Regions from separate parts of the Homo sapiens genome. Here region 1 is linked to region 2. A link is a loop called in an ENCODE intact Hi-C map of the cell type or tissue named here. Cell type or tissue: CD14-positive monocyte. All regions are shown on one strand. Region 1 holds the start of TAL1 (TAL bHLH transcription factor 1, erythroid differentiation factor). Region 2 overlaps LINC01389 (long intergenic non-protein coding RNA 1389).

Evidence for each region. Peaks named below come from ENCODE experiments on the same cell type or tissue, not always from the same donor. Only the 100,000 strongest peaks of a DNase experiment are listed, where the experiment ranks them.
Region 1: it touches region 2 in a loop (4-fold over the local background); 6 of 110 quality-filtered maps call a loop at or near these places.

What each region holds. Positions count from the first base shown.
Region 1 is chr1:47,230,908-47,233,407 of GRCh38, forward strand. TAL1 (TAL bHLH transcription factor 1, erythroid differentiation factor) reads right to left here and starts at 1,318. Exons shown (of 5, transcript NM_001290403.2): 1 at 1,260-1,318. RefSeq lists enhancers at 1-513, 514-1,487. In CD14-positive monocyte, no CTCF peak of the experiment used is centred here; DNase peaks (open chromatin) are centred at 984 and 1,534; H3K4me3 peaks cover 1,789 bases; H3K27me3 peaks cover 2,423 bases.
Region 2 is chr1:47,431,516-47,434,015 of GRCh38, forward strand. All of the region lies in intron 1 of LINC01389 (long intergenic non-protein coding RNA 1389), which reads right to left. It overlaps FOXD2-AS1 (FOXD2 adjacent opposite strand RNA 1), which reads right to left. Exons shown (of 1, transcript NR_026878.1): 1 at 618-2,500. Among named protein-coding and RNA genes, the nearest start is that of FOXD2-AS1, 1.9 kb to the right of the region's middle. RefSeq lists a silencer at 100-209. In CD14-positive monocyte, CTCF peaks have their summits at 1,053 (motif pointing right) and 1,252; DNase peaks (open chromatin) are centred at 786 and 1,066; H3K4me3 peaks cover 1,857 bases; H3K27me3 peaks cover 1,923 bases.

The DNA.
Region 1 (2,500 bases), 200 kb before region 2:
ACCCGAAGAGGGGGCGGGAAAATCTTCCCAGGAGGTGATCCCGAATGTCCCCACCCGAGGCTCGAGGCCTGGTGAATGTGCCCATTGTCCTTTCGGGGCCTCTCCCTTGGAGCCCGGCGGCCGCACCCACGAAACTGACCAGAAATGGATGAAGCCGGAGTGCAGCGGGAACCGAAGCCCGCAGCTACCGGCTCGAAGGCGCCGGCCTCGGCGAGCGCTGCTCAGCTTCAAGCCTGGAGGAGCCTCCCACTCACCAACGAACCCCTCAAACACCTAGGCACAGGCGGGCCTCCGGGCAGAGCAGCCGCCGACCGGGCGCTGTCCGCCCACCCAAGCCAACAACTGGCTCCCGAATACATCATAATTTGGAATAAAATGTGAAATCCCGCTCCCCGCCCCCATGCCGCCGCCCCCACCAGCGCCTCGATCTCTCGCTCGCCCTCCCCCCACTCCCGCCCCCAGCGATTTGCAAACGCACCTCTAAAGGACACAGGCACACAGGCATACAACTCAGTGCGGACAGGACCACACAGGGTCCAGCCCCACAGAAGGGCAGCAAACAAACACCACCTAGCACTGCCCCAGAAGCCGACTTGGTCAGCCCCGCACACTGCCCAACAGGACACAACGAAATCAGTCAAACGCAGCGGCTCACGGACACACAATCCAGCACAGTCGGGATCACACACGCCCGACATAACGACGACACCACCCAAACACAGTCGCAGGGGCCACACACCCCCACACACAGAATCAGATCCCTGCTGAGAACACCAACGGAGCACAATCGTACGCAACGAAGAAAACGCAGAAGGGCCTCGAAGGGTCCACATCTACACACCCCAACCGCGCAGGCACACCACACTCGGACACAGAGCCTGTCGCCAAGAAGACCACACTTAGAAGCAGCCAACGCCGCCCACAGTTCTCATGAACGCACTCTCACAATCCCACCGCATGCACACAACCACGAAGAAGAAATGAAAACCAACCACAGCCTCGCGCATTTCTGTATATTGCGTAAGGAAAAGGGGGAAGGAAGGAAGAGAGTCTCCGAGGCGGGAGGGGCGGCGGCAGCCGGGGCGGGGGCGTCCGTGGAAAATGCCCCCCCACCGCCCCCCCCGGCCATCGAAAGGAACCGAGGGAAAGGGAGCGAAGACCTCTTTTGCGGACGTGGGGAAAAAGAGGAGGAAATTGATGAAGAATTCGGTGGGAGGCCGCGGGTTGCTTTTCCCCTAGAAAAAGGCCAGAATGCTCACGTTTTTCCGCTACGGGGGTACGCGTGTGGCCATTTTGAGGCCCGGTCCTGAGCGGCGGCGGCCCGGCCCCTCCCGCGGCCCCCGCTCCCCCGCCCGCCCCGCGCCCGCCCGGCCCCTCCACCGACGCGCTGTAATCCCACTCACGTTCCAGGCCTCGTTAGCATGGGCCGAGGCGCGCCGGGGCCGTGTGCGCCGCAGAGATAAGGCACTGCCGCGGGTCCGCCCGCCCCCGATAAGCGCCTCGGCCATTATGGGCCAAATGATTCATTTTAATTTGGCAATTTCACCGGAGGGAGTGGGGACTGGTTGAGCGGCGCTAGGACCGGCTCCGGAACGCGCTGCGGGGAGCGTTGGACGCGCTGTCTAGGACCCAGCAGATCCAGCCCCCATCTCTAATCCCAAGGCCTCTCAGGAACCCCAGCTTCCCACAACCTCAGTCCCTTAACCTTTCAGACACCTTTCTTCAGCGACTCTCACCCCAGCACTCTGTCCCTACCTCTGAAGACCACCATGATACCAAAATCGTCACCTCCCAGGGCTTCTTTCTTATTCTTCCTCCAGTGTCCCAGACACCCAGATTTCAATGGGCAGTCTCCCTATCCCAGAAAGCTCCCCAGCCCTTCCCTACCTCTTCACCCCCTTCTAAAATAGAGCCGGTAACTCAAATCCATGGGCTCTACGGCGGCCTGGCAGAACCCCTGTCAATAGGGACATAAAATGCCTATTCTGCTAGGTTTCAGGCTGAGCCCAGAGCCCAGGAACACTGCTCCCCACATGGTATTTAAAAAAAAAAAAAAAGTTTAATCTAGCGACTGTAACACTATTCTAGGCATTCTGCAAATACTAATCTACTCTTCACAAACAGTCCTGAGAAGCTGGATCCTTAATTTACAGAAGAGAAAACTGAGGCACAGAAAGTCAAAGTAACTTTTCGAATGATACATAGCTAGTGCTTGGTGGAGTCTGCCTTGGAAGGAAATTTGACACGGAGTCTTCTCTGCGGCTCAGCTGATGAAGAGGGGCAGCCAAAACCTAGCCAGGGAAAGGGACCTGGGCTCAACTCATTGCAGAGACCAGGGTCTTTACTGTGGGGTAGAAATCTGAGTTCAGTGCCAGCTGGATGATGCGCTCAGCCCACGGAGGGTCTCTGGGTTCATTCTTTCATGGTGGAGTGGAAAGAACACATGTTCGAATTTTAGTCACTGATCTCTGAACCTCAGTTTTCTCATTTGTAAAATGGG
Region 2 (2,500 bases):
AGGTATCACTAGAGCCTCATGCAAATCACACTTCCACCTTTTCACTAACTGAATTGCAAGCACCAGAAGGCCTCCTGTTGATCTGGGGTCTCTGCAGTGCCCTCTGAGTGTATGAGCAGGAGAGGTTTCTCAGCTCCTCCTTCCCTTGGGTGGTGGTGGTGGATGGGGGAGGGTGGTATTTTCCAGAGTTGAGTCTGTTCCCAGACCTTAGCCCTGCCCACTTGCTGATGTAAGAAATGCAGCCAACCCCTGAAATGTGAAGTCCTTCCAAGTAGCTTGATCTGGGCTGAGGATGGGAGAAAGAAGGGTCTGGCCTCCCAGCACAGCATTGCCCTCCCTGCCTCATCCTGGAGCAATGACCACTCTCTCAGTTTCCTCCTGCATTCCCCGCTCCAGTGTGAAACCTCAATTCAGGTCTCACCCATCAAAGTGAGTTCTCCCCAAATTACCTGCTCCCCATCCAGGTGAGATGAAGAGCACCCTGGCCTGGGAAATGGTGTAGGGTTCTAGTTCCACCTCTGCTACCAGTTTGCTGTGTGATTTTGGGCAAGTCATCCCTCTCTCTGGGTCTCAATTTCCCCATCGGTGAAATTAACTTTGAAAAATCAACAGTCCAATTTTGGAATGAATAACTTCAGTCTTTATTCACTGGGGGGTGGGGTGGGTTGGGGCAGGGAACGGCATGCCCAGCATGCAACACAAGGCGTGGGTGGAGTGGATTCACAGTCTTTTTGGAGAAGAGCAGGCAGGAAGCAGGTTGGCTGTGCAGTGTGGCCTGAGAATGAGCTCAGAACAGGAAGAGGGGAAGAGGAACTGGGCTGGCCAGAAGGCTTCTTTCTGGAAGAGGCAGGACTGGAGCAGGGATTTTGAAGCGTGGGTACAGGTTGGAAAAAAAAGCAAACATAAGCGAAGAGTGGAGTCCGGAGGTTAAAAGTCTCTGGATAACTTTTCCAAGCGGGTGGAATGGGAGTAGGGTGAGGAAAGGGTGCTTTGTCTCAGAACCAGTCCTTTAGTTCCTGACTCTGTGTGGATGAGAGGCTCCTCCAGAGGTCGCTGTTCCCCAGGAATCCATTACTAGCGTCCGCACCGCGAGGCCAGAGCTCCCACTGTTCCCCTGGCTTTGCTTCTATGAGGCTTACGCGGCTCTGCATCTGCCCAGAGGACTCAGGGACGCGGCAATATTTCCGCCCCCACGAGGGTACTTACGGCCTCGCCAGTTACCCTGTCTGGGACTCAGAAGGGTTACACGTGAAGGTGAGCGCATGTGCATGTCTATGGTACACACAGGTCGCTATGGCTCTGCACCCTCCCTCCTGCGCTGCCCCAATTCAGGGCCCGGAAGGGCGTCCTGTTCCCGAGGTGCCACTGTGCCAGCAGGCGGCGTGTAATTGGTAGGAGGGAGGCTGCCGCTGGAGTATTCTTGGCTGTCCCTCAGTGCGATCCCTGCATGAACTCCTTTTCCATGCTACAGTCACAGACCCTCAACCCAGGCGCACCCTCACCCATCCTCATTCCCCACTAGGGTCTCGCTGTTGACCCCGAGCAGGTTTGTCGTCCCCGACCAGGTCGCAAGGCTTCAGACTCTGGGGGGAAGTCGCGGGCCTGGATGATAAGCCTTCCAGGCAGTCCTGGGTCCACTCTGTGGACACCAAGCATGAGGTCTGGAGGGGAGGACACAGGACACAGGATGCAAGACAGGCGCCCGTCACTCAGGGTCGCAATCCGCCATACAGAGCCACTGTTGTCCAGAGGACAGACACATGAGGACAGAGAAAGAGAGGCTCGGCCCAGCTGGCCGAGAAACCCACAAGAGCGCACTTAGACATGAAGTTCTCCTTCCCACATACCTGGAAGCGTCCCCCACTGCCCCTGGCCGCCTCTGCTCTCAAGAGCGTGGAGCCTTCCCTACCACTCCGGGAACTCTGTGATCTTCAGGACCGGCGGGTTTCAAGTGGCGCTGTTTTCGGTCTCTCCTGAGGTCGCAACCCTCTTCCCACGAACAACAGCCCACAGGCTCCGCAGCTCGCCTTGGTCTCAACAACCGCGCAGTACTTGGGTGCTTAAGCGAGTCCCCTACCACATAGTCCAGGGTTGGGGGCGGGGGAGATGGGGCTGGGAGGGGACAGTGGCCAGGAGTAGCGGAAAGAGAAGATGTAAATTCACTCTCGAACTTTGCCCGGCAGACGCGTGGTGGTTATCTCCGCGCCAGCGCCTGAAGTGGGCAGGTGGGCTTCAGAGTTGAAGGTGCACACACTGGAGCCCCAGTCATTTCTGTGCATGGGGAACATGTCTGAGGTCTGCCTCCGCGGGTCACAGGATCTGGAGTCTCCCGCCTCCCACCTGGGCTAAGGGAGCTGATCGCTTCTGAGCAGCCGAAGATCCGGGTGGAGAAAGGGGCCGGGAGCTGTACCGGCTGAGGCTAGACAGCTATCTCGCTTTGGAGCTGCAGCTAGGTCCAGAGTGGGAAGGAGGCTCGCGCCGGCTTTGCCGCTTTCCCTGA